Regions from separate parts of the Mus musculus genome. Here region 1 is linked to region 2. A link is a loop called in an ENCODE intact Hi-C map of the cell type or tissue named here. Cell type or tissue: heart. All regions are shown on one strand. Links, peaks and the distances in the headings refer to the core of each region. The heading gives the core; the rest is flanking DNA.

The links. Hi-C counts contacts between places; a loop is a spot of excess contacts. Peaks named below come from ENCODE experiments on the same cell type or tissue, not always from the same donor. Only the 100,000 strongest peaks of a DNase experiment are listed, where the experiment ranks them.
Region 1: a loop joins it to region 2, with 1.8 times the contacts of the local background. A loop is called at or near these places in 3 of 42 quality-filtered maps.

What each region holds. Positions count from the first base shown.
Region 1 is chr17:45,997,211-46,013,430 of GRCm38, reverse strand. No RefSeq gene overlaps it. Among named protein-coding and RNA genes, the nearest start is that of Vegfa, 27 kb to the left of the region's middle. In heart, for the core only: no CTCF peak of the experiment used is centred there; DNase peaks (open chromatin) are centred at 9,110 and 9,560; H3K27ac peaks cover 1,563 bases.
Region 2 is chr17:45,897,704-45,913,923 of GRCm38, reverse strand. No RefSeq gene overlaps it. Among named protein-coding and RNA genes, the nearest start is that of Gm41584, 21 kb to the right of the region's middle. In heart, for the core only: no CTCF peak of the experiment used is centred there; DNase peaks (open chromatin) are centred at 8,083 and 10,483; H3K27ac peaks cover 2,024 bases.

The DNA.
Region 1 (16,220 bases), core at 4,315-12,314, 98 kb before region 2:
TGTTGTGGTGACCTCCAACCATAAAATTATTTCACTGCTACTTCCTATCTGTAACTTTGCTATAGTTATGAATCGCAATGTAGGATAAATATCTGGTGTGCAGGACATCTGATACGGGACCACAAGGAGATTGTGACCCATAGGTTGAAAGCCAGTGCTTTAGAGTCTTTTCCTTCTTCAAGAAGCCACTGGGTCCACTCATTTTCTTCTCACAGCTTCTCCCATAAGATGGGTGGTTGACTCCAGCAGTAACAGGTGACCCTGGGCACACACCACCTATTAGGATTGTCATGGTGACATATCTGGAATTCTTCCTTTCGCTTCATGTTGTGGCTCTTAACACCAGCCAGTCAACCTTACTCTTTCCATCTGTGATGGCTTCCAGGGGAAGAATGTTAACATCAGAAGGAAAAGTTTAGCATTTCCGGGACTCGGTTTCCGCAGCCATCATGCTGTCTGATTTCACTCTCTTGGAAGGGAGTTCAACTCCCCTGCCAGGAGACAGGAGAGGGAGAAGGAAGGGGAGAAAGGGTTACAGACCTCCAGTGCTCCTACCTCCCCAAGCAGAGGGCCCAGACGTAAGTGAATTTACTGGGGTTCTTTAGTCCCAGGGAACCAGTCTAGTAAAGCTACTGTCTGCCCAAAACTACAGTGGCAAGCTAAGTTAGGGGCTGCAGGGAGCACACGGTGTTGCTCATGTTTCTTGAATGAAGAGTGTAATGGCTCTAGTGATGTCTATCCAAAAGAACACGGGTCTCACCTACAGGCCGAGGATGAGAAGAGCCAGGGAGAAAAGACCGAGCAAGCTTCAGGAAGAGGCTGCGGATCTTTCCTATCCATACTCCAGCACTTTGAGGGCTGGCCAAGTGTGCTGTGCCTTGGTACTGAAAGAGAACTCATGGGATCTAGCAGCCTTTGCTTATGCTAGCCGAAAGATGAAGGCTAAGCAAAGCAACCCTCGGAAGGCCCCACCAGGCTGCCTTCAGTCACTGCGAGATTGTTCAGCTGCGTCCACAGGACGTTATCTGTCAGGATGGGGATTACGTGTGGCCAGGAGAGGAAACAGTAAATATTTATAATCTGCCTGGACTTGGGAAATGCAAGACAAAGACAGCTTGGGGGAGAATGGACAGTGGGGATGTGGGGGAAGAACAGAAGTGATTCCGATGGGAAAGAATTTGGATTGAGCAAGAGCATCTTTAGGAGCAAAGCTGGGCATGGGTCTTCCTCTCCAGGATGGAAGGGCTGGATCCAAAGATTACCTGATTATCTGTCTGTCTGTCTATCTATCTGTCTATCTATCCATCTGTCTATCCATCTGTCTATCTATCTGTCTATCTATCTGTCTATCTATCTATCTATCTATCTATCTATCTATCTGTCTGTCTGTCTGTCTGTCTGTCTGTCTGTCTGTCTGTCTGTCTGTCTGTCTGTCCGTCTGTCCGTCCACCTACCTACCTACCTACCTACCTACCTACCTACCTACCTACCTATTTATTCTTCTCTTATATATTATGTCTAGACTGCAGTTTCCCCTTCCTCCTCTCCTTCCAGTCCCTCCCTCCTCCCTCACCTGTCCCCAGATCCTCTCCTCCTCCATTTCCCTTCAGAAAAGAGCAGGAAGCTCCACCAAACATGGCCTAGCAAGTTACAGCATGACTAGGCACAAACCCTTATTTCAAGGTTGGAAGAGGCAGCCCAGTAAGAGGAGAAGGGTCCCCAGAGCAGGCAAGAGTCAAAGACCCCCCCCCCCCACTCCCTCGGTTAAGCACTCCACAAGAACACTAAGTTTCACAACCGCACGTTATATCCAGAGGATCTAGCTCAGACCCACACAGGGTCCTGATTGATTAATGCTTTGGATGTGAAGATTTTTTTTTCAAAAACTTTGGGGCGCTCATCTGTTGTGAGAGGAAGAGGTTCCCTGATGTAAGCGGGGTAAGTGCCTTGTCTAGCGGATGCTCCTGGTCTCACAGAACTGTTTGTGTGAGAGAGGAGAAGCAGCCACCACCAGATACTTCTTTGACCATTAAGATGAAAACCAGAGGTTTGGGGATGTGGCTCCGTGGTAGAGCACTTACATAGCCTGTGCTTAATCCTGGATTTGATCCCCAGGATGGCAAAAAGAAATAAACAAAAAAGGTACAAACTGTATGTGGGAGGCAGAGACAGACAGGTCTATGCCAGATCTAGGCCAGCCTGGTCTAGATACTGAGTTCCAAGACAGCCATAGCTTCTTAGACCTTGTCTCAAGATACCTATGTATGTATGTATGTATGTATGTATGTATGTATGTATGTATGTATGTATGTGTGTGTGTGTGTGTGTGTGTGTGTATGTATGTATGTATGTATGTATGTATGTGTATGTATGTATGTATGTGTATGTATGTATGTATGTATGTGTATGTATGTATATACCTACTGATCTACCTACAGACAGGCAGATAGATAGATAAAAAGAGAAAGAAATAAGAAGAGACATAAGTTAGTTTGGAGAAAGTACCAGCTGGTCTTCGTGTGGCCTCTGTGGAAGGCCTTGGGCATCGATGCATGTCCCAGTGCCAAAGGTGTCCTTTCAGAGCTTACAGCCCCATCTGTCCTTCCATCTCTCACACATTCACAGTCCCCACGGGGTATTCTCTGCATTTGCCCCAAGCCATGCACCGCACCGGCTTTGCTATTTCTTCACACTTCCCCTGAAGGTTCTCCCTCTGGCTTCCAAGCAGGGCAGATGCCAGCAAGTGCCCACTTCCTGGCTCTTCACCTGTTCCTTCTAAGGTCTGAGGACTTCACTTGTCATCTCCTCAGGCTTCCGGTGGAAAGACCACACACTTACAACCCATCTCACCCAGAGCTGCTGGAGCTATCCTGGCCCGGATGTACCCCAGTGATGCCCGGAGAAGACTGGCCCCCAGGGACCTTGCCTCAGATGCTCTGCAGAGTGCCACCCAGAGTCCAGTTCAGGTCACTCTAAGTCCCACTGAGACTTCTGACTCAGGCAGGAATCTTGAGACTGCAGCTGAGTAATTTATTTCCCTGAGCCTTGGTTACAGGGAATAAATCTAGAAAGTGGATACAATAGCACTTATGCTGTAGAGCCTCGGGGGATGAAGTGATGGGCATGTGACTCCTGTGGACACTGTCATTACATTGTCCTCGTTCCCATGACGATGCTTCTCTTCTTCTGAGTACCACTTTATTACATTTGGGTTGTTTGTTTTTCTCACTTTCTTTCTCAACACGAATAGTCTCACTGGGTTTGACTGCCATCTTTGTGAGTGCACAGTCTTCTTGCTAGGGAGGGAGCCAAGCCAGAGTGGGTTGAACCCTGGAGCCCAGGATGGCAGAAAAGCAAGGACTGAAGAGAGGGGAAAGAAGAGATGGAGCGAGTTCTCCTCACAGGGATGCCGGGCACAAGATGGGCTGGTGTGAGTGTACATGGAATTAATGAACAAACAAAGAAGCCCACTGCACTTCAGGAGTGCCCACCCTAACGGAGAGACCCTGTGTTCACCCTTACTTATAGTGCTAGATCTGGGAAGAATCTCTTGTGGCCTGGGTTAGCAGACATTCCAGGGGTCGACGTGGAAGCCCACAAGGGTGACTGTTCCGAAGCTTCTCTTATATCTTTCAGGGTCTGGGAGCTGGGGAACAAGCTTGTGGCACGTGTAGGGAAGACCTCGAGATCTGGGTTGGGGAGAAGGCTTTCCCTAAACTTTAGCAGTGGTTGTCTCCTGAGAGGGAGCAGGCACATTACTCTGAGGGAAGTATGAAGGTCCCTCTCTCAGGTTTCCTCCCCAGGTCTGCCCTGTCTCTTGGCTGCCTGAATGCCAGGCCTTCTGAACCCCTGAGGCTGGGTCTGTTGGGTAGGCCTGCCTCTAGCAGACACCCTCCAGAGCTATCCTCCCTCTCACCACAAGACTTCTCTGGTCATGGATCTTCCACATGAGCACATTCGCACGAGCTCGCAAGCACACAAGTGTGACAGGGGTCATTCTTCCTAGTCACGGGGTGGCTGCCTGGTTGAGTAAGGGCTCCCAGGGGCAGGATGGGGCCCAGCTGGGAGCCAACTTCTTGGACGAGCCCCCATGGGGCTGGGGGTGGGGGCTGACCTGGCTGAAGTCTCATGACCCCATGCCGCCCTCTGGGAGTTGCTGACTGCTTGCTAACAAACACCTCGTGGCTATTAATAACCCTCTATCTGGAAGGGACTGAACTGATAAGGTGAGGGGCACTCTGGCCCTGCTCACCTGACTGCCCAAGTTCAAATCCTGGCTGCTATTTCTGGATTCTGAGGTCCCAAATCCCCAACCACAGTCTCAAGTTTGTCTTAAGGCAAAACTTCCTTTCTGACTCTGTCCTTCCTCATCTGTAAAACAGGCGCCATGACACCCACTTCTTAGCATTTCGTGTGCTCAGGATCACTCTTCCTAACACTAGACTTACACAATAGTGTTCCAGTTCCAGAGATGAAAACACAAACACATGTGGCCCAAGAGGATGCTGACCTGCGGGACATGGGGATGAATTTAGAGTGAGGAAAGAATTTAAAAGCTAGACAGTGGTGGCGCACACCCTTAATCCCAGCACTGGGGAGGCAGAAGCAGGCGGATTTCTGAGTTCAAGGCCAGCCTGGTCTACAAAAGGAGATCTAGGACACAGGACAGCTACACAGAGAAGCTCTGTCTCAAAAAACAAAACACATACACACACAGACAGACAGACACACACAGACACACAGAATATGAATAGAGAGAGAGTGGAGAGAGGGGGGAGGGAAAGGAAGAGGGAGAGGGGGATGAAGAGGGAGACATTTAAGCTACACAGAATTTTTCTGACTGTGTGACCTTGGGAAAATTGGTAGACCTCTCTGGGCCTCCTTGTGTCACTGTGTATAATTGATATGATGCTAACTACCTCCTAAATGTAGGTGTGGATTCAATTAGAGAGAAAACATGAAGAAGTTCAGAGCCAGGAATGGCAGCGCTTGTCTGTAGTCTCAGCATTCATGAGGCTGAGGCAAGAGGAATTAGAGTTTCAGGCCAACCTGGGTTACACAAAGCCTTGGAGGCTAGCCTGGGCTATATAGCAAGGACCTGTCTCAAAATGCACCCTGCCCCTGGAAAAGAAACCCAAAACAAAACAAAAACCCCAAATAGAAGAAAACAAAACGAGGGGTGGCTTGGTAGTGTTAGCTGTAGAGTTGTGCTTGCCTAGCGAGCATGAAGTCTTGGGCTAAAAGCTGCACAGGAGGGGCTCAGTTAACACTGCTTCTGTAGACTAGATAGATGGATAGGTAAATGAACGGGTAGGTGAACGAGTGATTGAATAAATGGATCTTGGCTGGCTCCTTCCGTCTGGGTCCACAGAGCCGCCTGGTTATGCTGTGTCTGCCATCCTTGCTCCCCGAGGTAAGGGTGCATTGCCCTTGCCTCCTGAAGGCTGGCCTAAAGAACCTGAAGTGGCTCAAGTCTAGATGCTTTGCTCTCATGATGTGACAAATGCCTGGGCAGAAACAACACTCGGAGAAATGGGACTCATTAGTCAGTGATGAGAGGCCATTGGGGGCCTGGTACCGGGTCCCTGATCCGCAACTGAGTCTCTTCCATGATGGCGTTCTTATATAATACAGCTCTTCCTAGACTAAGGGAGGGGTTTACTGCCTATATATTGTTGGGTTTTCCTCCTGGCTTTGGCTACCCTGCTCATACCCTGAGCATCACCTCATACAGCAACCACTGTAAAAGCCTGACTGGAGGGTGACTGAAGAACAGGGAGAGTCATGGGGAGAAGGGAAGGTAAGTTTCACACTGCCAAGCCTTCCAGACCCATGACTGAGGAGAAACTGGTGCCCTTCTTCCACCATGGACCCCAGATGCCAGTGGAGCGTTGGCCTCTGACAGTTGTCTTATAGGAGAATCCCAGGAAGGCTGGCCTATCTCAAGTGTCCAGCTATGGCTGATAGAAGGGGCAAAGTGGCCATTTGTACCCTTAATTGCCATCACATATCCATTCAAAAGCCCCCTGTGGCTTTACCCAGTGGTAGGCCTTGTTTCTTCCTGTTTTAGACTAGAGGGGACGGCTACCTGACCAGGGTCCATCTATGATCTCAGTGTTGTTCCGTGGAGGTTGGGGCCTGGGGGTCAGTCCCAGAGACCTTCATTCTGTCTTACCACACCCTGGATCAATACCGAGTATCTAGAAAGTTCTTCCTCACATGTGACCTGAGTTCCTTGTATGTCTCTTGGTCCTACCTGGGCCTTGGGGCTCTGTAAGCAGCTGACCCTTCCGGGTCTGAAGAGGGAAGGTCCCAGAGGTAGCTTGCCAGATAAAGCAAATAAAACCACCAGAGTGCCCAGTTCATTGTCTGAAATTCAAGCTTAACCGAGCAGCCTGTGCTTTGTCTAGCAATGCTCCTGGTTCCTGGTGGCAATGCCTAGACCTTCTCCTGAGGTAAATTTCTCAGACTCTTTGATGCACACATCCCCCACCCCCCAACACCCTGCCATGCAGTGAAGTTCCCAGTACAGACAATGCAGGCAGTCCCTATTCTAGGTATGGCTTCAACTACCGCCTGCACAAGAGATCTGAGACCAACCAGGAGTTCTGAGGGCAGTGGCAGGGCCTCTTTAGACTGGAAGTTTCCTCAGCATGGAGTCTGTTACCCCTCAAACCAGCACATCCTCTGCCTGACATGCCTTCCCTGTGTACCCTGAGGTGCTTCAGGGCACCCACGGACCAGTGTGCTTCTGACTCCACAGTCCTCCATCTTGAAAAGTTCTTAAGCTCTGTTAACTTACAGTGAACTACTTCCCCAGGAAGCATGCATGCCTCCTGAGCCCTGTGATCTTTGAGAATGCTTATCTGCTTTCTGGGCCACAGTGCCACTGTTGTATAACGACAGTCTGTCTAGCCTGCTGATCTTGAGGGTAGCGATTCCCAAATTGCCAACAGTGATGTGTTGGTGGGTCAGGAAGTTAAGTTAGAAGTTTGTAACTACCACGGTCCTCTCCATCCTCTCTTCCTTTTGTGAAACTGTAGCTTGCCGTGGAGCCCAAGCTTCAAACTCTAGCTCCCCATGCCCAAGCTTCTTGAATGTGGAGATTATAGACAGGCAACGGGGGTGCACTTCTTTAGCCCTGGCTGCCTTGTAACTCATGCAGTAAATCAGGCTGTCCTCGAACTCAGAGAGAGCCACCTGCCTCTGACTCCCTAGTGCTGGGATTAAAGGCGTGTGCCGCTACCATTGGCTTATGGTATAGTTTCTCTTAAAGGTGAAAGCAAGCTGAATAGAAGAGTCTCTGAGAACCTGGAAAGAGTAAGGCTCAGTATTGTGTCTGGAAACGGTTGTGGCAGGAGTGTGTCTAGGTTGCATATGAAATGTGTTTTTCACAAAGGCTATTGTCAGATAAAAATCTGAAAGACAGTATCTTGGTGACGGGGACGATGTAAACCCTAACGCAGGATTCTGAAAGTTCTCCATGTACCCTTAGGTGCAGACCCCTGGGTACCCTCATCTCTGGAGCCTTTCTAAGATGAGACCTGGCTTTCTGTTCCGCGCTGTGGCTTCTGTGCTTTCATTCTTCTTGGGCTGGACCCTCACGGGTGAGGGCCTCCAGGCGCCAGTCTGGGCTGCTGCAACAGGAGGAGAAGGTTCTAGGCTTCAGGAGCCTGCCTGGCTGCGCCAGTCTGGCTTTACCAGTAATCACACTGGATTGAGAAACCAGTACTGAGGCCAAGTGGAGAAACACACTCCCTCCCTAGCTTTCTCAACTGCCTTGCACCCTGGGAGGGCCTTAACCCCTTCCTGAGAGACAGAGGAGACAGTACAGAGCATGAGCTCTGGGGACTGGCTAAATGGACCAGGGGTTCCCTTTTTACTGTGAGAGTCTGCTGTGGGGACATAGCCTGTCTTAGGGAACCCTGGTCTGAGGGAGACTTACCCCCATCTTTAGGGAGTCCACATCAAAAGGCCCTGTCCTCAAGAAGCCCAGTCAGGTGGCCCCAGTGGAACTTCATCTTGGTCTGTCCCAGGAGGTGGTTGCTCTAGTGGGACCCTGCCTTGGCGAAACGTCTTCCAGGACCCCGATCTCTTTGCCCTGTGCTGCCTGACTGCAGTTAGATGTGTGGTAATGTCCCTGGGGGTGGGGAGGTGGGGGACACGTCCCCAGACTGTTTGGTTGGTTTTGGAGGAGTGGTGATATCTAAGGGTGGAGGGCGGATGCTTCCATCTTTCGCTCTCTACTTCCCTTCTGCCATCACGTTCCTGGGTTTATTGTCCCTGACAGATTACGGGTGTGTAAACACCTTATTAAAATCCCTGCTTAGGGGCGGAGAGATGGCTTAGTGGGTAAAGGTACCAGTTCTCACTAAGTCTGATGATCTGAATTTGATCCCACAACCCACATAATAGGAGAGAACTGCACAAGCGTGTGTGTGTGTGTGTGTGTGTGTGTGTACGCGCGCACGTACACGTGTGCTCATTCTCTCTTGAGTGCAAGCAAGCACATGTATGCACACATACACATGCACACACACATATATATAAATAAGTATAATTTAAATAAGCCTCAGTTTAGATTAAGGACTAGAAAGGATTTTAGCAATTTGAGTTGCAGATCAGGGAGGATGGAGGCCCAGAGAGAGAGAGAGAGAGAGAGAGAGAGAGAGAGAGAGAGAGAGAGAGAGTGTGTGTGTGTGTGTGTGGTCACATGGCCAGTGACAGAGGTAACAGAGTTCAGCCCCACCCTGGTAGGCGGGACTTTTGAAGACTTGGGATGTGGGGTCATCTAACACATCCCACATGCGTGGGTGGCAGGTACCCAAGGCATGCAGTGATGGGTGGGTACATCTGTACTAGGTGCTCGGTAGGAAGCTGTGCGTTCACGTGAGTTTTACCTTGAGAGATCTGCTCTTCTTATATCTGACTGTGGGGGAAGGGAAGGCCAGGTCTGCACCAGGGACATCAGGCTGGTCTTATCCCATTCAGGGCTGAGTCCACTTGGCCCATCCCTCTTGAGCCAAGGGTAGAGGGCAATGAGTCACAGATGACTCAGGTGCTGGAGGCCACAGCCACGCGTGGCACGTGACAGCGGAAGGCAGCCAGATCTGTTCCCGGACAGACAGGTGACCCAGGAAGCTGACACGGAGCTTTTGTTCCTAGAGAACGGGAAGAACTATTTGCAGGCTGGAGTGGGGTGACAAACAGCACAAGCTTGCCTATCTGCCAGAGCTATGACAAATGGTCTAGCTGGGCTGTTCCTCCTGCAAGTGGGAAGACATTGTCCTGACCAAACGTCCTCCTCAGACATACAGGGCTAAGGTCACCACCGTGGAAAAGCATTTTTTTTTTCTCACATTGGTTCAGGTAGAGAGTGCAAAGCCTTGTCCTACTGGTTGATTCCCAGACCTGACCTGGAAGAAACAGCATCTTGCATACGGTCAACATCCTGGGTTCAAATCCCCTGTGTGTCCTGGACGGCATCATTTCCTGTTGGAAGTGATGGAAACTTTAACACCCCGGGAGATCCCTTTCAGCTGCTCTCACATGGGAGAGCATTGGAGCCCGGGCTGGAGCCTCCACAATGTCCTCTGCCTCCTCCTTGCTTGAGGTGAGGCATCAGGATGGTGCTGGGAGCAGAGCCAGTGTTGGCCCTGCAGGGGCGTGGCCTAAGGTCCCGTCCACCTGCAACCCAGGATGATTACAGGGTGAGCCGCTGGGACCAGACACTGTAATCTGCATCTCTCCTCTTGGCAGGCCCAGTGACTTCTTTCCGTCCAGTTCACTTTTTTTTTTTTTTCTGAGAGTGCTTGAAAACTGGGGCCGTCCCACTCTGTGGGGTGAAGCTGAAGGCAAATGGAGAGCTGGGACAAGCAGGAATGGAGATGGGGAGAAAGCCAGGGAGTGGAGGGGAGCGGGGAGAGAGGCCTAGACCTCAGAAGGCTCGGCCCTATCTGGCAGACGGGAAAAAGAGGAGCATCCCCCATCCCTGTGCTCCCAGCCCAGCCTAGCTAGACCTTGCTGTCATCCCTCCTTAGATAGCTACCTGTGTCTTATCACTTCCTATCATGAAGAATGGGAGAGTCACATTGGGTCACCTTATATCTCAAATCCTGGTGATTTTTCTTGTCCCCCCTCCTCCGGGAGGAAAAAGCTAAATTCTTATAATGGTGATCTCAAGACCCCCAACATGATCCCTTCCAAGAGCAACAAGTCCAGTCTACAGGCAGCTGCCATGCTCCTGCCCCAGGATCTTTGCACACTGTTTCCCTTGGCCTAGGATGTTCTATGTGTATCTGCAGGACCTATTTCCTCATCTTCAAGTATTTGCTCACATGTCACCTTAGAGTGAGGCTGACCCTGGGCACATCTATGCTCGTGCTTGAGTGTGTGTGCACATGTGCATGCGTGTGTGCATGTGTGTATATGTGTGCAAGCCACGGCTTGCATGTATCAGATACATCTAAACTCCACAGCGGTCAGTCAGTTTGTCCTGTGAGTAAATACTCTTTGTCCCCGATGGTCCTTCTTCTGGACCTTGTAGGAACAGGCCTGTAATCCCAGTAACTCAGGAGGCTGAAGCAGGATTGTAAATTCAAGGTTGGCCTGTTTGAAGACTGAGTTCCATGTGAGCTTTGGCAACTTAGTGATACTCCGTATCCAAATATGAAGAGGGTTATGGTAGAGGGTGGCCTGCTCTCATCCAGCATGTGCAAGGACATTGTTCTAGTCCCAGCATTGGGGTAGTGTGGGGTGGAGAAGGACCAAAGAGAGGGAGGGCCTGGCTGGAAGGGTCAGAGAGGCCCCGGAAAGCAGCAGACATGGGGCCAGGACTAGCAGAAGCCCAAAGAGGGTTAGGGCTGGAAGTTCCTATGTGATGTCCTTGCTGCTTTCTGCTGTTGTGGCAAGCTCTATGATCAAAGGCAACTTAGGGAAGGAAAGGGTTTATTTCATCTTGCACTTCCAGGTTGCAGCCCCTCATCCTTGAGCAAAGTCAGAGTAGGGATCACAGAAGGATGCTGCTTGCCTACTGGATCCCTGGCTGCTCCCTGGCTTGTGCTTTCTTATACAGCTCTGGACTGTTTGTTGAAGGATGACACTGCCCACAGTAGGCTGAGTTCTTCTATATCAATTAGCAGGCAAGATGATGCCCCCAGACATGCCACAGGCCAATCTGGTCTAGGCAATTCCTCAATGAGCCTCCCTTTTCCTGGTGGCTGTAGGCTGTGTCAGGTTGATGAGAAAAATCAACTCCACAGGTAGGACCCTCGCAGGAGGTGGCCCTGGGAGAAGAGGTTGGTTTTGCCCAGCATAGTCCCTCTGTGACTGCCAACAGACAGATTCTCCGTGTTATCCTGAGTTGCAGGGGCCCGGCAGAAGCTTGTCTGCAGGGCCTAATGCCTACGACCAATGCAGAATATAGTGTTGGGAAGCGGTTCTGCACATGATCCCAGCTGGGACTTTTCTTCCAAGAAGAAGAAATTGTTCCTTGAGTTAAAAAAGAAACCATACCAAAATTCTGTAGTGTGGATCGTTTGCTGCTCAGAAGACACGCAGGCAGGAGTCTACGGGAGTACAAGAATAGGTATCTCCTGGGCTTTCTCCCTGGCCACACCGGTGGCTCTCTGTGCAAAGGAGAGGCCCAGCCGGCTGCACGTGGGCTGCAGAGCCCAAAGCCAAAGCACTGTACCTGGGACTGCTCCCCACTGGCACATTTTCTTCCTCATTTCAGCCTCCTTTGAATTCTTTTCAGTTGTGTGTATGTGCACATGTATGTATGACTGCAGGTACACATGTGTACATGTATGTGGAGGGTAAAGGTCAAGATTAAGTGTCTTCTGTTCTTACTCTCCATATTTTTTTAAAATAATTTTAATTTTATGTGTCTTGGTGTTTGGTCTGCATGTGTGTCTGTGTGAGAGTAGATTGAGTCCCTGAAACTGGGGTCACAGACAGCTGTGAGCTGCCGTGTGGATGCTGGGAATTGAACCCAGGTCCTTTGGAAGAGCAGCCAGTGTTCTCTTAACCCCTGGTTAAGTCATCTCTCTGGCTCCCCTTTCTCTCCCACCTCCCTTTAAAGACAGCATCTCATTATGTAGCCCTGGCTGGACTGGAACTCACTCCGTAGACCAGGCTGATCAAAGCCTCCATAGTGCTGGGATTACAGGCAAGCACGGCCAGATCCAAGCACCCACTCTGTCTCACACTGAAGCCAGCACCGCTGATTGGCTACATGCTCCGGACAGTGTGCTCCAGGGATTTGTTAGGCTCTAACTCCCTTACCCCAAGGGTATGGTTATAGTCATGCCCAGCTTCTATGTGTGTGTTGGGTTCTGAACTCAGGTTCTCATGCTTTTGAGGCAGGTAGTTTACTCATTGAGTCATCTCTTTAGACCTATAGCTAAAAAAAAAAAAATGGTGTGTGTGTGCGCACATGCACACACACACATGTGTAGAGCTTTCTTATCAAGGGCAGCTTGTCAGAGCTGGTGTCCCTCCAGCACCCATGGCTCTCTGGAACCTGTCAATGGCACCATCGTCTGCATGGTAGTAGAGGATGCAGCTTTCACAGGGAGCACACTCCTCTCACGGGGAGCACTCCTTCCACAGGGAGAACTCTTTTCATGAGGAGCATTTCTTTCATGGGGAGTGTTCCTTTGGTTCTTTCCTCTATAAGAAAAGTCACCTGCATTCCCTGGGTTTTCTCTACTTCAAAAATAATTCCAAAGATGGTTCCTGCCATCCCAGCAATCAGGAGGTGGCGGCAGGAGGATCAGAAGTTCAAGGCCATCCTCAGCTACATAGAAAATTTGAGACAAGTTACATGAGGCATGTTCTCAAATACTCTTGTCTAATAGTTAGATAGCTAATAGGTAGATGAATGGATAGATGATAGATAGATAGATAGATAGATAGATAGATAGACAGATGATAGGTAATAGATGGATGGATAGATAGATGATAGATAATAGATGGATGGGCAGATAAATGATGCATAGATGGGAATGGTGGATGGATAGATGGATAGATAGACGATGGGTGGGTAGATGATAGATAGATCGATAATAGGTGGATAGATAGAAAGATGACAGAAAGATAGATAGATAATGGACGATAGAAAGATATATAATATACAGATGGATAGATAGATAGATGATGGATGGATAGATTATAGATAGAGAGCTGATAGGTGGATTGATGATGAATACATGATATATAGATAGATCAATCAATAGATAGATAGATCAATCAAGACATAGACAGACAGATAGATAGATCTATCAATATATACATAGTTGGATAGATAGATAGATAGATAGATAGATAGATAGATACATACATACATACATACATACATACATACATACATACATACATACATAGGTAGATGCCCTGTTCTTCTCCTGCTACCATCTGTCTGTCTGTCCTGGGTTCTATGGCTTCCATGCTTCCCTCTGGTTTGGCTGGTCTTTGTGCCACCCAGCAGTCATGACAGACTGACAGCATTGGACTTCTTTTAACTTCAGGACAGACCGTCCTTCTCCAAGGATGCCTAGAGAATCTGAACATTGGGTGATTGTCTTTCGAGTTTTGCATTGTTGTTTGAGATGTTCTCTTTACACAGTCCAGACTACCTTTCAGCTTATGATCCCCAAATCAGGCACTGGTGCCACCAAACCTGGTTGGGGTGACTGACAGAAGGACAGTAAATATTTGTTAAACACACAACTAAGTGAACAAATACTCCAAACCTGCCTTTTCCAAACTTCCAGAGATTTGGTTCCTCTCTCACTTAGCACAGAGCCAGCCTTCATCTGTCACACGGCCAGGCCAGCCCACCCTCACCCTTGCCTTCGCCTTGCCCTGCTTGAGGGCCCCTCACTCCCTGCCCATGCGCAGCTCTGCTTCCTGGAACAAATCAGTTTCACATCTATCTGCCTTAGGGACTTTGAACTTGTTATTCTTTTCTTCTGGAACATTCTGCCTCCACACTTTTGCATGGATACCGCCTCTATACTCTTGCTTACTTACTAACGTACGTACTTACGTTTGTATTTATGTATTTATTTGGTATCTTGAGACAGGATTTCTTTGTGTGCTGTCCTGGAACTAGCTCTGTAGGCCAGGCTGGCCTTGAACTCACAGAGATCTGCCTGCCCCCCTGCCTTTGCCCCATCCCCGCCCCTGTCCCTTTAATACCTGTGCTGGGATTGGCACCGTCATCACCATCACCCAGCTTTTCTTTGTTTTGTTTATTGTGTTCTGTTCTTTTTAGAAGGAGTTAAAAGAGACCTTCCTTGTGCATCCTCATCCCCACAGTATGGCACCACCAGGGGCTGGAGAGAGACCTTACCGCTTTTCCAGAAGTCCTGAGTTCTGTTTCCAGCACCCACATCAGGCAGCTTAAAACTGCCTGTAACTCCAGCTCCAGGAGAACCAATGTCTCTTTTAGCTTCTGTGGACACCTGCACACCTCTCTCTCTCTCTCTCTCTCTCTCTCTCTCTCTCTCTCTCTCTCACACACACACACACACACACACACACACACACACACTGAGGTACAGTGGGAAGAGAATAAATCTTCTTTTAAGAATACGACATCACTAAGTTCTCAGTCACTCTCCCTGTGGTATTTATCTCTAGCAAGGCTTGATTTGTCTTTCTTCCTTTGGGATTTCTGGGCGGCAGGAAGCTTGTCTGGGTGATTGTCCTGACTGTTTGTCCCCATGGGGTGGGGCTCAGTAATCATTGATTGATTGAACGAATGAATGAATGCTCCAACTCTGCATCAGAGTTTCTGGAGATTCACAGCGTCTTACATAATCAGGACCTTGGTGACCTTGTTTGCACTCTTAACTCCAAGGCTATTCGGCATGCTCGGCCAATGTAATTAAAGCTCACTTAGCCCTGGTGGCCCCTTCTCTCCCTAGTGAGGCACTGCAGGGATGCACAGTAGGCCAATTGCACACTTCCTGGGATGGAGTCAGGACAGGCCACCTGGCTGCTGTTCTGATTATCTCAGAGACTTTAAGCAAGTCAGCATACCTAACTCCATTTACGGTTCTTGTCAGAAAAGATAAAGAGATGTACAGATGCTCTCTACGATTCTGTTTGACTTTCAAAGACCAGCTCCGGACCCAGCTGTGGGCAGCAGTTGAGAAGGAGGAGAAAGGCTGGGGGTGGGTGGGGGAGGGGCAAGTAGCAAAAAGGACTTTTCCAGGAAGGTTCAGGTCACCTGCTTATTTCTTCTAGAGCCTCGGGGAGAGGGCTCTGGAAGATTCTGGGTAAGGTTAGGTTTGGAAGTTCAGTCTATAATACCCTAGAAGCATAACTGAATGATTGCGACAACTCTCTCTCTCTCTCTCTCTCTCTCTCTCTCTCTCTCTCTCTCTCTCTCTCTGTCTCTCTCTTTCAGCTGTTTGGCCTGGAACACACAGAGCCCTGAGACCGTCTGTGGTCTCATCAGTATACGAATGAACATATTTTTTGGGGATGATGTCTTTAGTTTTCATGGGATCCCTAAGGGATGTGTGTCCCCCAATACTGAAGAGCTCATATGTAGCAGGCTAGGCTGACCCCATAAGAAGAGTAATCAAAGAGATGAGGGTGAGCAGAGACAGGCCCCAGTTCTCCGTGTTTTCATGTCCCTGTGGGTCTTCATCCCTTACAAGGAGGGGGGGTGACCTGCAGGAAGATCTGGCTGCCTTTACGACGTGAATGTTACGGCCATTTGGTAGGCCTGTGCACCTCTGTTCTATGGTGACTCCGCAGGCCGTGATGCCCGTGTGCAGCAGGGAGAGCAGAGGCACACTGTTGGCTGAGGGATCCCAGGCCTTCCCTTTGAAGAGTCCAGCAGGATGACAACCCACCGAGGCTGGCTGCCGCCTCCACTCTTCCTCCCTATGAGGGGTGCCGAGGTGGCTCCTGTCAGTAGGTTGTGCTGACTCTAAAGCAGGCTGTGGGTGCTGAGAGAAACGATGGTGTCCATGTCAGACTCCTCAGCTGCTCACAGACCTGCTGCACTAGGGGCTCTTGGGGTTGCTGGAGTGAGAACTGGGGAAGGGATGGGGGTTGGGGGAGGGAGAGACATTCTCCAAGGGGAAGGCATCCTCTGGGTGGGTAATCCCTGAACAACGGAGTATTTATAGCACTGTCTACGACTGCAGTGCAGGTGTGTGTTCTCCACTGGACTTTGGGCTTTACTGCAGGCCTCAGGC
Region 2 (16,220 bases), core at 3,179-11,178:
AATGCCTGCCAGGCTCATCTTCCTCCAGGCCAGTTCTGAGAAAGGCTTTTCCCTGCCAGCTAAACTACCTGGTACCTAGACTACCAGGCCATTTCAATGCCTCCCTGGCCCTCCTCCAGGAATACTTGAGGGTCATGATAGCGAATTCTTCCCACCCATGTCCTCCCAGGACATCGTGGAAACCCTTTACTAGCGCTCTCCGCATCCATGCCCCCAGCTGTCACTGAGTCTTGTCTTTCCAAGAACTGAGAGACAGTAGGTGGTTAGCCAGGTTTGGCCACTGGTGATATATCCTGGAAGGAGAAGGCCAGCAAAACTGTGCTCATAAATGCCCCGGGGATAGTCACCATGAACAGACAAACCCATAAATTGAGTTTGGGGAGGTCCACATGGAAAGAGATGGCATCTAAGCCCGGTAAGATCTCAGGAAGTAACAGCTGATCACAAGCTTCCTCTCTGGGCCTTAGAATCCTAGGAAAGCCTTGGAATAAGGAGGTAGAGTGCTGTTTTTGAGTCCCTCTGTGACCTCTTTCAATGTCTCTGGGGATCCCCCCACACCTCCATGTCCTACCAGACTCCCTGAAGAACCAAGGGTGCTCAGGAACAGAGATATCACTTTTGAGGTGCCAAACTGGCTGTCAGCAGATAATCCCTGGTGGGGCTCTGGGGCTCCTTGCCGCCCAGGGTTCTATCCTGAGGGAGGAACAGCTCCAAGTTCTACATGGTCTCCAAAGCCTGAGCCTTCCACACTTGAGATGTTACTGTCTTTTCCTTGGATCTTAGGCCTCCCTCAAATTTAAGACAACCACAAGGGCAGGACTTGGGGTGATTGGTACATCATAGACCCAGGAAAGGGTGACATGCTTAGCAGCCAGGTCTGGCAAATCTTCTTACTTCTTTTCCTCTTCTTCTTCTTCTTCTTCTTCCTCTTCTTCTTCTTCTTCTTCTTCTTCTTCTTCTTCTTCTTCTTCTTCTTCTTCTTCTTCTTCTTCTTCTTCTTTCTCTTCTTCTTCTCCTCTCTTCTTCTCCTCCTCCTCCTCCTCCTCCTCCTCCTCCTCCTCCTTCTTCCTCCTCCCCTTCCTCCTCCTCTTCTTTTTTTCTTCCTGTGTAATCTCAGTTTCATTACTTTATCTTCCCAAGCCTTGACTTTCCCCTCTGTAAAATGGACAGGGCTACAGGCTTAGCTCATCAAACTGTGGTAAAGTTCACTGATATAATCCATGTAATGTACCCAGTCCAGTATGGGGCGCCTAATATGTGTTCAGTATACACCACCTGTTTTTTCCTGTCTACTCTGGTGTTCTTGTGTTGTGAAGGCTTCTGGATTGGGGCCAGGTGAGATTTCTCTGCAGATGACCTGAGGTGGGAGTACAGGAAGAGAAGGGGGCCCTCAAGTGCCTCCAGGCCCCTGGGGGTTGTGGCTGGTCTGGAAAGCCCCAAGTCACCACACTGTTTGGATTGGGTTTCTATTCCCAACACCAGTGAGAGGCCTGCTATTTATGGGTGCCCCATCCCACCCCCTGGACAGCCAGACAGCGCGTGGGCTGAGGACCACATTGCTGGCAGCCTGCTGCCCCTATACCACCCAGTGCTGTGACCAGGGCACACTTCACACATCAGTTACCCCGTGGGCTGGACTGTGGCTTTCCCAGCTCTCCTGGCTTCCCTGGGGAGGGATAGACACAGAGGGGACAGAAGGGACTGCCCCCTTCACCCTGACCTATGGCTTTCAGTAGAATATCTTTAAGGAGTGGCAGGTTCTTGGGAGGTGGGGGGCGTGCAGGAATGACACATACCACCCCTTTCCACTTTCACGTTGTGTGGTGTCTGCTGTGGTTAGAGTTCTGGAGTCAGACTGATGGCGTCCAAGTCCTACTTCAACCACTCATTAGGTGTGACTTTGGGCAGACACCCAAACCCTGTGTTGCCTCAGTTTCCAAAACTCTAAGATGGAGTTTGTGCTGCGAACTGCTTCATTGTCTCACCGTGAGGCCTAACGAATTGGTGAAGAGCTGGGTCCACTGGACTCACTGGGGCCTCTGTCCTTGGCATCCACATATGCTCCCACAATCTGCTAAGACAGGGTGCTAACCCAATCGTGCAAAGGGAGGAACTGACCCTGAGAGAAGGAGAGTGACCTTTTCAAGGTGACACAGCAGGGGATGGAAGGGCAGGGCCTCCCAGGCCCAGCTTCTGTCTGGTGCTGACCTTGTTGGAGCCTTCTCCTCACCTTAGCTCCTTACCACGTGATAAGGCAAGGCACGCTGACAGGTGTCCGTGTGGCAGGGGATGGGCTGAGCCCACACTCTGGGCCACCTGCCCCTGCCAGTGATTCGAGTCAACCTGCTGAGGACAGGGGCTATTTTAGTACTCAGTGTTTGCCTAGTGGCTGGGGATATTTGTGAAGGGTCAGGGCGGTGGTATGCCTTGGCTTCCAACTGGAAACTGCTCTTGGACATGTGGCTGCTTGGCCGATCGTGGAAGGCTCTGGCGAGCCCTTCACCTTCCTTACAAAGTGTGGCGGCTGCTGCTTCCCGGCTGCCCTCTGGCCAAGCCCACAGCTTCTGTTCCTGCCTCCCCACTGCCAACGTGGTGACAGCCTTCCCAGGTTTGGTGAGATGAGCAAACTGGGCAGAGTGTGGTTTCCTGGCCCTGGCCTGGCATCGTCCCTCTTGTGGCTAACCATCTGTGGCCTTCTGCTCTCCGTTAGAGCACTACACCAGTAAGCTAAGGTCAGGGTCCTCTCTATCGGACCTCTTTACTTGGACCTATGCTCTGTCCCAGGACCTGGGCCTGTGTGGCCTGGTCTGGATAAGGGTGTACAGACAGGCCTGGGAAACTGGGTGCCAGGTAAGGGTTTGGACATCTTCTTGTCTCCAGTCTGAGCTGGCCTACCTGCCTGATGCTGCTCAAGGAGTGGAGCTGAGATGTCCTTACATGAAGGCTGGCACGTACTCTGGTGGGAAAACACTGGAGACTGACCAAATACCAGACAGGCAAGCATGAGGCTGTGAACGAGTCTTTTGGTTGGAGAAACCATGGAGAGGCGGCCTTGTGTTGGCAGACAGGAGAACCGTGGCTTTACGGCCGTGATGGGACTTTGGCATTAGTCTTATCTGTATCCTGCACCTCAGCATTCCTACCTGTACAGAGGAAGGGAAGATGGAGTAGGTTACAGGACAGAACACTTAGATGAACAACTAGCTTCATGCTTCCCTCCTGTCAGGTACCTCAAGAGCAACAACACGCGTGTGTGGACGAAAGCTTCTTGTACCGATATCAGACACTACCTCTACTCCTCTTAAGTATCTTTTCTGAACCAAGTTAAACAGTCATTGACCGCCCCCCTCCCCCCGCCCAGACCCTTAAGCAGCTTAAGTGTGGCCACATGGGTGGTTCCCAACATGGCCTTAGGGACACCAAGTGTTGGAGGTGACTAGGCCTTAGAACCATGCCCCCACCTCTACTGGGAAGAAAGCCATGTCCTTGGAACAGGCTGGTGAGGCAGGTGCCCAGGAGGGTGTGGCTACTGAGCTCAGGTCTATAAATAAGGGACCTGGGAGAAAAGACTTTAATTTGCACATTACCTATTGGTGTTTACTTTGCTATTTCCAATATGGTCATTTAATTCTGCAGGGGGCCTGGCTGGCGGCAGCAGGCCTGGGAAGAGGGGGAAGGGGGGGGGGGGGGACCTGGGTCATGTGGTTACCTGACCACACCAGGAATGACTCCTCTGTCCCTGTGAAACTCTGACAGAGATGTCCCAGGGATAGCCACAGTATAGGGGAGCCAGGTATGAGCTCGATGCCTAGAGACCAACTAGATCATCTGAGATCTTGCCATGCCGAAGCCACCAATCCTCTCTGTCCATCAGGCCTTCTCTGATAGCAGTGCTAGAGTCTTTCCACTCTGGTACCCAGCTCCACCCCTCCCCTGTCTTCTAGGGGGGAGATGTCTTCACTGCTGAGATGTCTTCCTCCTTCTACCAGCTAAGAGCATCTTTGGTTCCTCTATAGCCATACAGCAAACTACCTGGCCACTTGTGGGACACAAGGAGGTATTCCCTTTAAGTTGTTATACTTTTGTGGTATCTGAACTCCACGAGGTGGCTGTGTCTCCCCCAGGCTAGGGCTTCCTGGGGACAGGCATGTCTTTCAGAGCAAGGCCCGCTGTGGTGAGTAGAGGTCTTTAGGGTGCACACTGTTTGGCTAGAGGACCGCAGTAGCTCCAGCTCTCCTGCTGTATCTTCTCCTGCTTGTATCTCCACTGTATCCCTTCTCTTGACTCTCTTCTCCATAGAGACATAGATGGGATTTGTCCCATCTGTCCTGGACCAAACCTATTACAGCCACCACCAGTTCATGTCATCTGTCCTCACCGGTGATCGAGAATGGCTGGTGAGAACATGAGTTATCCCAAAACCTGTTCTGGAACTCTACTCGTGGTTTTGATTGGTTTGTTTGTTTTAATTAATTAATAAAAAGTATATATATATATATATCCAAAATAACATTTTGCAACTGCATTGGAATAAGGACAAATATATCTATACTTTATATAAAAACACTTATTTGACTTGACCAATCAGCTTTTCCTTCTGACTCCAAAATAAGTTGAAATGTTTCATGGGCCTCTGAGAGTGTTGTGAGCCAGTGCTATGCCTGTCAGACCTGGTAGACTACCTGCTGGTCAGGGTCTTGCTGGATGTGGGCGGAGTAGGTCATGGTGGGCCAGGCATCCTCTCACTTTCGTAAGTGTGACCAAGTCCCTATAAATCATCTCAGGCCAGAATTCTTACTCCACTGTCCCTGCCCTGGCCACAGCTACAGTAAGGACTGTCACCGCCTCTCCTTTGTCCTGTGCTTCTGTTGTGCTGGGAACATAGGCAGGACTATATGAGCCTATGCTCACAGCCATCCTCCAAGGCTTTAGGAGAGACAGTTTCCCAGAAGAGGAGGCTCAGAGGGGGGAAAGCATCAATCGCTTATGACACTTTGCCATGTAGTGACAGGGCAGAGCAGGATCTAACTCCTTTCAATCCACGGTGGTGAAAGATATGTTGGGGGGGGTTGAAGTGGGTAGGGGTAGGGGTCAGGGAGTCTGGGGACCAACAGCAGTGATTGGTCATGCCCTGAGGGGGGCGGGGGGAGGACTGGCATAGAAAACGCATCTTGGAAGCAACCCACTGCCTGCCAGGCTCCCCTCAGGCTCTCAGCCCCAGGCTGTGTCACAGACTTCACAGTCAGCCGAAGTCTAGGGGCTGCAGGTAGAGGTACCCCAAGACTTCCTTACTTCGGGTCTTCTAGCTCTTGGTCTTTGTCCCAGATGAAGCTGGGTACCCCTTCCGGCCTGAGGGTTGTGAGACCCAAAAGGGTAGGACCGAACCTAGAAAGGAAACATTATCTGAGGAGAACCAGAAGCCTGGCCGTGTGGTGGGAAGACTCAGGTGTGTTAGCAGGCCTCTTCCCAAAGCCTTGGGCAGGCAGCAAGCTCAGAAAAGCCCTCTGCCGCTGTGTGGTCCGTTTCCACAGCACTCAAATGTCCCTCTTCTTTCTGCTCCCTCATTCTCTTTGTGTTTCCAGTCCTTTCAACATTTTATGTACAGAGGCTGGTATGGTGGTACACGCCTTTAATTCCAGCACTCAGGAGGCAGAGGCAAGGGATCTTTGTGAGTTCGAAGCCAAGCCTGGTCTACACAGTGAGTTCCAGGACAGCCAGGGCTCTGGTACACAGAGAAACCCTGTCTCGAAAAACAAAAGCAATCTGCTGTCATGCCTCATCAACCTCCTCATTGTCTCTCTGCTTCTCTCCAGCCTCTGGCTGTTTTTGTTTCCCTCGTGGTCAGCCATGTCTCCCTGTCTGTCTGTCCCCTATCTGCCTGCCTTTCTCCTGGTGTCCGACCTTTCCTCTGCCTCAAGTACTATCTGTTTCCCTGCCATTCTCTCTCTGAGTCTTTGTCTTTTTCCTCTTATTATTCTGAGACATGACGGTGTCTTAACCCAGCGGGGACAACACGTTCCACAGACAAATTACTTAACCAAAGTGAAGAGGAACGTGCTTCAAGCAGGGCTTCAAGCTCCTGTGTCTTGCCCTGTAATGTGCACTCACGTGGTGGTAGGGGATGCTGGGGGGGGGGGGGATCGTGGGAGGCGTGGCAGGAGGCCAACCAGTGCGCATGCGCGTCCTGGTGGGAGGGGCTCCAGGCTGGCTGCAGAGGGCAAGCGTGGAAGTGCTTTGTGCCCACCTGCTCAGGTGGCTTTCAGGAGCATGTCTTTCTTCCCAAGCTACAGCCAACCCTTTGATCCCCTGGGACATGAAAGCAGCCATCTGTATTGGCCATTCCTATAGGTAGAGGAGCGTGGAGGGACAGGGAGAGAAGCTGAAGGTTGGCCAGCATCTACAGCTTGTACGAACAGTGTGGCCTCCTAAAGTCCATCCTTTATCCCGCAGGGAACGGCCCTGGACGTAAGCCCTTCCACTGAGCTTGTAGGTTGGGGCAGTACTACCACTTTGTGTGGGCAGTAGCCATAACTGACTGACTAGCTGACTGTTCTCAAGATCAAATGGGGAGGAAGTGTTGTAATGCAGAAGCCTGCAACGGGGCTTGTTAGAACAGAAGGTCGCTGTGAACAAGCAGAGACACCCGAGTCCACGTGGCTTTGTAAGTCTTCAACCTCGCGCTCCCTGCCCCCCCCCCCCAACCCCTTCCCCACCTCGGGGAGTACACCTGCTGTCCTCATAACAGGCCTTTCGTGCCTTTCTGTGATCTAATTTTCAACTCGCTTTGGCAGACTTCAGAACCTTGGTCTTCTCCAAGCCTAGAGATGCAGAAGAGATGGTGATCTACTTGACCGTCTCATGAGCAAAGAGACTGAGTTTCAGGGAAGCCGAGGTCAGTCAGTTAAGTGGGCCTAGAAAGGGCAATGAGTGGTTCATTTTGCAGATGGGGAAGTAGAGGCAGGCAGCAAATGAAGGCAGGACCTGAGCTTCTACTCTAAGCTGTTTCTTCTAACCCACAGCACAGGATAACTTTCTCTGCTTACACACTGTATAAATGTAGTTTTAGAGCCACCTGCCTTTCACGGGGGACTCAGAGAGGCCTGGGGGGCAGCTCTGGGGAGCTGAGCCTGTATTAGTTGTCACAGTGCTTCATCTGGCAACCATGGCTTCAGAGTTTATTTGGCCCACAGTTGACAGTGTGGCCTGTCACAGCAGGGACAGCACGGCAGCAGGAGCTTGAGAACTCTGGTCACCTCGCACACACACGTTCAGGAAACAGAAACAAATACTGGCCCTCACCCCATTTTCTTTTTTCTTTAGTCTAGGACCCCAACCCCCAGGGTGGTACCTGCCGTCCATGTTCATGGATCTTCCTACCTCAGTGAACCCCATCAAAAACCCCCGTACTGACAACACCCAGTGGCTTGTCTCCTGGGTGATTTTAGATCCTGGTTAAGATGGCAATCAGTGTGAACTGTCACAGAGCTCAGGTTACAGGGAAGCCCAGGAAACAGCTCTGGCTGTCCTAGAGTTGCTTTATAGACAAGGTTGACCTTGAACTCACAGAGATAAGCCTGCTTCTGCCTCCCAAATGCTGGGATTAAAGGTGTGTGACACCACACCCAGCCTCCCTCATGCATTTTTTTAAAAAGAGATTTTTAAAGTTGTGTGTGTGTGTGTGTGTGTGTGTGTGTGTGTGTGTATGAGTGTGCTCACACACTGGCACGTATGTGCGTACATGCACATTTGTCTTTCTGTGGATATGTGCTTTTGAGCACAGATGTAGGAGAAGACCAAAGGCATCAGCTTCCTTGGGGCTGGAGGTCCAGACAGTCACAGCCCCCATGTGAGTGTTGGGAGCTGGCTTCTGGTCCTCGGCAAGGGCAACAGTGCCCTTAACCACTGAAAGATCAGTGTAGTCCTCCTGCACCTTTGTGCCAGGTCAAGTGGACAGCTGTGCCTCTGGCTTCCAGAAGTGGGAACAACAAGAGAAGACACTCTCCTGGGAGTTCCCTGGACCCACCCTCCTCCCCGAGGGGAGTGAGTAGTTCTTAGCATCACATGGGGAGCAACACCATCTCACAGTGCACTCTCCTTCCATGGTCTCTCTGCTGCTCCCGAGCCTGCCTAGCTCTGACTCACAGCTCTCTGAGTCCTTGATCCGGGCCTACCATTCCCATGGCCCCGGGGACTTCCAGGATTAGTGTCCCTGCCTGGGATCTGTGTTTTGTCTATCAAATATGCTGCCTTTATTTAGTGCTGATCCGTTTGCCCATTTTACTAATGAGGAGCTGTCCGTGGCCGAGATAATGTGTGTTTCCAAGCACTTTTGAGAAAGTGCCAGCTAAGGGCAGAGATCTGACACTTGAGTCGGAGGCTGTGACTCAACATGGGACCAGGTGAGATCTGCAGAAGCATGTTTGTAGTATTGGGAAGAGCTGGGTGGGACGCCCTTAACATTGCAGGCTCATCAGGGCTAGGAACCCATGCTGGAGGTGCCCAGAGAAACCACATGATACAAGTATGCCAGACACATATGTCTGCCTGCATGCATGGATACATGCACACACTTAATATTTGTGTTCCAGAAGACTGGACAGGCGAGGGAGATGAGAGTCACTGGTTGAACATCTTAACTGGTTCTGGGGTTGTGGCCTCCCAACCCAGGCCTTTGCTCTGAGAGTTGGGAGCTTATAACCCTCAGATAATTCTGGTTGAGTTTAAGGGTTGAACTCTTAGGTCCAAGGAAGGCCATGCCTGACATGTGTTACAAGCAGGTGATTTGCAGTGACCAAAGTAGTTGGGGGCTGCTGTTGCTTAAGCATCCACGCCAAACTCATGTTGAAATTTAGTCCCCACAGGGAGGCATTTAGAGGTGAGGCTGGAGGCACAGGAGAGGTAGTGGGCCTGGGTTTAGGGCCTTAGCACCCACGTAAAAAGCTGTGTGTGGCTGTATGTTCCTATAATCCCAGCATGGAGGGGAACAGAGACAGGAGGAGACCTGGAGCTTGCAGCCAGCCAGTCTAGCTAATCAGAGAACTCCAAGTTCAGTGAGAGACCTTGACTCAATACTATAAAGTATAGAGTGATTGGGGAAGACACTTGATATGAACTTCTGGTCTCCACATGCACATACGCTCACGTGCATGTATGTGCATGCACATGTGCATGTGTGAGTACACACACACACACACACACACACACACACACACACACACACACGAGGTAGAGCAGGCTGGGCTTTAAGAGGTTACTGGCCAGAGGGTGCATTCAGGGACTTCCATGCAGGGTAACTTCACACAGTCAGAGTAGCAGGGAGCGACAGGCTTCAGGCAGCCTCGAGCCTAGTACATTTTGCCTTCAACTCACTTGTAGGATTTATTTTTGCTAGCATATTTACTTAAATCTGGCTTCAGCTAGTGTTAAAATTAGCAAGCATTCCTTAAGAAGGTGCCCCAGCAGATGGGAGACACTTAGAAGCGAGCCTGGAACTGGAGGAAGTTTGCCTGAGAGGCAGCACCAGTCACAGATTATCCCTAATGGGTGTCCCCATGGAGTCTGAGAACCCAGAGTCTCTCTGGCAGGTTCCAAGGAAGGTGGCAGGGCTGATGTAATAGATAAAGATGAGGAAAGCTTCCAGGATCCAGTTCATTGATTCAGAAAGACGGTGGGGGCGGGGGCTGGCTGGGTGGTAGAGCTCTCGCTGCTCAGTTGAGAGATCTCTTTCTTATTCAGTGTGCAAGAAGGCCTGGGTTGGATCCTCAGCGCTAAGCAAACTGGGTGTGGGAACACGAGTCTTTAATCCCAGCACTGGAGATAGACGTAAGACAATCAGAGGTTCAGAGTATTGAGAAAAAGAAAAAAAGAAAAGAAGAAGAAGAAAAAAAAAACAGGCAAAAACTCACAAGAGCTGGTCTTGGCCAGCTCCTTGGTTTTATAGACAAATTGCAGCTCGGAGCAGAAGGTGACTTGTCCCAATCCCACAGCCAACAAACCACAGACCAAGAGCTGAGTGTACATTGCACGATTTCCAGTCCTTGGTCCCCTTCTGCCTCTGTGCTTATGAGAGCGGGCATCCCTTGGGACTCTTCCCGCTATGAGTGAGAGGCATCGGCTGAGAAGGCAGGGATAAACGGGCCTGGAGAGGGTGGGGTTGAGTGGACACGGGATTCTTTGGCCCTCTGCTTCCTAGCAGGCTTCTTCTAGCTGGTCTCAGTATATTTATCTGTAAAATGGAGAGCTTGGCTCTCGTGGGCTGGCCAAGGCAAGACATATCAGACCAGAGCATTCTTTCTTGGCCACTGAGACCTCAGAGATGGGGTAGAGCCAGGGTCAGGCAGTGGAAAGCCGTGGCTCCAAGACCGGGAGGCGCCTGGTCCAGGGTGGAGGTGGGGGCAGAGAGCGGCAGAGTTAGCGCAGTGCCTTCCACCCCAGCTATTTTTACCCCCAGAGCACTGGACTGCAAGAGGCCTGACTAAAAATACCAGCAGCCTGTCCTGAACATCCTTTCCCCAGAGAGGCGGGTGAAGGCTGGCAAGAAGAGGCTGTGGCACTCAGCTTTCTCCGTCCTTAGATTGGGATGCCTTGGGGGCATTCGGGAAATGGACCCTTCCCTCTGAAGAGCTTCAGAGTGGAGAGAGCCAAAGAAAAAGGTTGCTTTTGTCCAGCAATCCCCTTCAGCCCTGTTTGCGCACATCCACATTTTAAAAACCCAGTGTAATTAGTCTGCTGCAGTTTCGTATTTTGCTTCCACCACCGGTTATTTCATAAATATTTGATGTTACCGTGTAGCCTCGCATTTGCCATTTTAATGGCTGCGTAATATTCCATCTCAGACCCTTTCTGTTCCCTAATTGCTGGACCTTTGAGGGCTTCCAATTTGCCCTTCTTTTAAATAAGGCTTCCATGGACATCTTCGGGCATGTGGCTTTTTCCTTCTTATTAATTATTTCTGTAAGATAAGTGCTTGGGCTGGCGGGTTAGGCTGTGTCGGTGCTATTTGATGTGGCTTGCCAAATTGCTTCAGAAGTTCGCAAGGGAGGGTGTAATATAAAGATACAGCTCATGCCTGAGCCAAACAGGCTTCAGGGAAATCAGAGCAGGGCGCCAACAGGCGCTGCCTCCAGCCCCGGGCCTTCCTTTTCTCTTCTGCTTCCCCTCCTCCCCTCTCCTGGCTCTCTTATTTTTCCTTTTGAGACTTAGTTCTCATGCATCCCAGACTGGGTGGTACTCACTTTATACCTAAAGATGACCTTGAACCTCTGGTCCTCTTCCTCTGCCCTCAGCCTCAGCCTCAGCCTCAGCCTCTGCCTCTGCCTCTGCCTCTGCCTCTGCCTCTGCCTCTGCCTCTGCCTCTGCCTCTGCCTCTGCCTCTGCCTCTGCCTCTGCCTCTGCCTCTGCCTCTGCCTCTGCCTCTGCCTCTGCCTCTGCCTCTGCCTCTGCCTCTGCCTCTGCCTCTGCCTCTGCCTCTGCCTCTGCCTCTGCCCTCAGCCTCTGCCCTCAGCCTCTGCCTCTGCCCTCCTCTGCCTCCCACGGGCTGAAATCACAGGCTCGCACCTCTGCAGCACTGGGAATTGAGCTGAGTTACAGCCCAGACTCTTCCCACTCCCTTTTCGCCCACCCCCATCCTGTCTGCTCACCGTTTCTGAGGCCTTACTTTGTTCCAGGTCCTCGACCAGGTAATTTTTCCACCCACGCCATGAAACCAAAGTCATCATTATCCCTATTTTGCAGATGAAAAGAATGAGACACAAAAGACTAAATGAGATCAAAGGTACAGACAGTAACTGGTAGGTGCCGGCTGCCATTTCACACAGATTTTCCTGATGGATACCAGTGCTCCTAGGGAGGGATATCTCAGACTCACAACAACTGCTCTAGTCCCTCCTTTCTGTGTCTTTGTTTTTGTTTTTTTCGTTTTTTGGTTTTTTGTTGTTTGTTTGGTTGGTTGGTTGGGTTTTGGTTTTTCGAGACAGGGTTTCTCTGTAGCCCTGGCTGTCCTGGAACTCACTTTGTAGACCAGGCTGGCCTCAAACTCAGAAATAAACCTGTCTCTGCCTCCCAAGTGCTGGGATTAAAGGCGTGCACCACATCCGGCCTTTCTGTGTCTTTGGATTCAAATAATGCAGAGGGAAATCTGACTGGAGCATCTGAATAAGGAGTAGGTACCCTACAAATAAGGGCCAACTGAACCAAAAAGCCATAATGGGGCAGGCACAGGTAGGAGAGCCAAGAGGTACAGAGTCATAAGGGCTGAGGAGCCAACTATCGTGGTGTCCCAGCATGCACTTTGCTAGAAAAAAAAATATTTTGAGGGCCAGTTAGATTACTCAAGAGGTAAAGGCACTTGCCACCAAGACTGAAAAATCTGAGTTCAATCCTAGTGGCAGAAAGGGAGAACTCACTCTTGCAATTTGTCCTCTGATTTCCATATGTACACATGCACACACACACACACACACACACACACGCACGCACGCACGCACGCACGCACGCACGCGCACATACTTTCTACTACATTTATCTATCTACCTACCTATCTATTTATTTATTTGTTGTGTGTATGCATGCATGTATGTATGTATGTATGTATGTATGTATGTATGTACACATATACCATGGCCCCCATGTGGAAGTCAGAGGTCAACTCCCAGGAGACAGTTTCCTCTTTCCTTCATGTGGGTTCCAGGGATTGAACTCTGACTGTCAGACTTGGAAGCAACCTAACCCCTGAGCTATCTTGCCAGTTCTTTTAAGATAAAGTAATTGATATAGATGTTATATGTGTGTGTGTGTGTTTCTTTGATTATTGGTAGGAATGAAAATGTCTTTATATGTTGTTTTTAACTTTGTTTATCTGTGCGTGTTTTTGCATGTGCATGTGTTTGTGTGTGCAGATGCACACGAGCCACGTTCTGCGTGTGGAGGTCAGAGGACAACGTTCAGGGGTCAGTTTTCTCACCCCACTGGGGCAGAGTCTCTCTTGTTTCTGCTACTGTGTGGCTTACTCCAGGCTAGCTGACCCACTGTATCTGACCCAGTATGTGACTCCGGGAATTGAACTCAGGTCTTGCGGCTTGTTGGGCTAGCACTCTCACCAGCTGAGCCACCCGCCCCCCCCCCAACCCTGTTCCTTTTTTTTCTGTGTCCTTCTTCTCTCCAAGACAAGCTTCATCACTGATCAAGCCTTACATGCCCCGGGCGTCCGTGTCGTGTGGAGGAATGGGATTCTGAGGGGCCTGCAGGTGAAGGAAGGATGGAGGCTCCCTATTTGTCCTTTGTCCTTTCAGCCTGTGGGGAGGGGTAGTTAACCGGCTTCCTACCAGTGCTTCTGACATAATACTTGGACTTACATGCAGTTCAGCAGGGCCCTGTCTATGCAGGAGAATCTGAGCTTGCTCCCTCCTCTGAAGCTCCTCATTAGGAACGGACCAACCAGTCATTTTCAGGAGTTTGAGTACGCAGCTTACATTGTGGACCTGATGTTATAGCCCCTGCCTTCTCTTTGTTGTTTGGTGGCTTTACCTTATCCCAGCTCTGGAATGACTGTGCCCACACCTTTTTACTTCAAAGACCCTGGGACAGAGCTTTCGTGTCTGCACCTCTTACAACTTTAACACTAAACGGGATACCTTCCATTAAAGACAGTAAAACTGGGGGTGGAGGAGTAGCAAGCTACAAAGTAATTGTACATCTGACAGAGACACTGAGGGCTCCAGACCAGGACAGACATGTGTCTTGGGCAGTCAGCATTGGCATAGATGTGTCAGGCAGCCAGCTGATCCACTTTTGTTTGACAGGCAGATAGCTTTGCACTGAGCCTAGTCTTCCTGCCAGCTGTTGACAGCTGTAGAAGTGGGTGGATGGGAGTGGTTGGAGGTGCTCTCTGAAACCAGGTTTCAGGTTTATGCCACTTCTGATTTTGGCCTCTGCAATCCACAGCTAGGTCCCAGCCCCTTGGAGGCTTTGGCTATAGAACTCTGGCTAAGAACTGGACTCTTAGATTCTTCTTTGGAACTGTGATAGCCTCTTATGGTACCCTCTTCCACCAGACCCTGGAGACGCTCAGGACTGCCCATGGCCAAGGAAGCTGATAAAGCCAGGAGTGGTAGATTGTACTTCCTCCCTGTGAACCAGCTAGCTCCTCACAAAGCTCAGTAGCAGGTTGGATGCAAAGCTCTCCACCAAAACCTTCGTTTTCCTGCGGGTCATGTAGATGTAGCTGTTTAGGTCCCATCAATGGCATAGCCTTTTCTTACTGGCAAGAATGCAAAGGCCAGGGTAGAGTAGAGACTGACACCGTCATTCTGGACTGCATGATAAAAGCTGAACACAAAATGCTAACAAGAGCAGAGAGTCACAAGACTGAAGGGGCCTGGGCTCCTGAGATCCTTAAACCACTGCATCACCTCATGATGTCACCTACTTGTATTATTTGTGCGAAAGAGAGAGCATCTATCCTGTCTTGCTCTGTATTTTAGAGTTTCTTTGCTACAGTGTTGCAAGACTCTCAATGGAATGGTTATCCTGGGACCTCCATAGATATATCTGGTTATAGGTTGGGCCCGGGATCCCATGTTTTGATGAGCTTTGGTGGTCTCCATCCGTCATCTATCAGAGTATCCATACCCTTGTAAGGTTGCCCCATCCTACACAATGACCCTAGATTTGTCTATGACTTGCCAAAGCTAATGGAACATAATAAGTATGGTGAAATCAAGGCCTCAGGAAGTCCTTGAGTAAATGGGTCCTGTCCTCTTGGAATTCACTTGGTTTTGCTGAGACAGGATCTCAAGTTGTTCAGGCTGGCCTTGAACTCACTAATAGTTAAAGATGGCCTCGAACTCCTGATCCTCCTGCCTCTGCCTCCCAGGTGCTGGCATTGTAGGTATGTGCTACCACAATGTGTTCTATGTGGTGTTGGGAATCGAATTTCCAGCTTTGTGAGTGGCAAGCAAGCACCCTTCTAACCGAACTATGCCCTAGCTTGTCTCCTTGAGTTTTTACTCTGAGATGTTTAGTCTCTGAAACCAAGGGTCAATCTCGAGCATCCTGGCCACAAGGAGAGGCCATATCAGACGAGACAGAGACTCCGCTCCAGCCTGTACCACCTTGGCAGCCCAAGAGTGAAGCAATTTACCAATGTAACTTTCCAGGATAAGGTCTTACAGAGCAAAGCCAGGCTGTCCTTGCTACACCCTGTCCAAATTACAGACTTATGATCAAATAAATAATGATTGTTTAAAGCTACTAGTTTTAAGGGGTGGCTTGTTATGCAGCATCAGCAACTGAAGCAAACCCATGCGAACAGCTCAGGCCCTTGGCGTTGACCGGAAAACCTCCATGTGCTTTTCTTTTTCTACATCAAGAGGCAGATGTGTTGCCTGCCCTTACTCCTTGACACTCAAACACTACGCAGGAACTTGGGGATGCTCTGGGAGGTCTTGGGGGGAACCATAGCCTCTCCTCCAGAACCAAATGATCCTCTCACCCCTTGCCTGGTGGTTGTGGTGAAATTTATTGCTTGAAGTTGTAGCTTCACGTGAGGCTGCATACAGCTGAGACTCTATGTCCTTTCTATGGGGTTTGAGGGATGTGATGAGTCCCACAACTCACATGAGTGTGTTATGTGGGCAAATGAATAAATCAACACAGAAGCAAATGTGTAGTAGACCAAGAACAATCCCCTGGATCTGAGCAGGAGTCAACGTGAGGCCTAGTCACAAATCCAAGGTCTAATGAAACATTGCTTTGGGAATATTTTAACCCATTTAAAATATAATTATAGCAGGTAACATTTACTGAGGTCTTACCATGTGCCAGGAATGGTGTGAAACACTTCGTGTAAATTACCACCTTAATCGTCCCAGAGACTCTGGGAAGTAGGTATTAGAACTTTCATCGGGTTTTATGAATGTGTAAATCAAGGCCCAGAGAGGTTAGGAAACTTGCCTGAGTGGGCACAGGAAGATTTGAATCTGGATAGTTGGGTGTTGGCACCCAAAGGGCACAAGTGCTGTGTTCAGGCAGGTCACAGGAGTCATGTTTCCCACCCTTGAGACAGCCAAGGCCTGACATGCTTTAGGGCACGATACTTACCCTGCGTTTACACATAGTCCTAGGGCCGGGGAAAGAGAAGGGAGGTAGGAGAAAGGAGAGGGACTGGGATCTGAGGTAGCTGGCCTTACAGATGAGACTGATGTGCCTGCCTGAGCACCCTC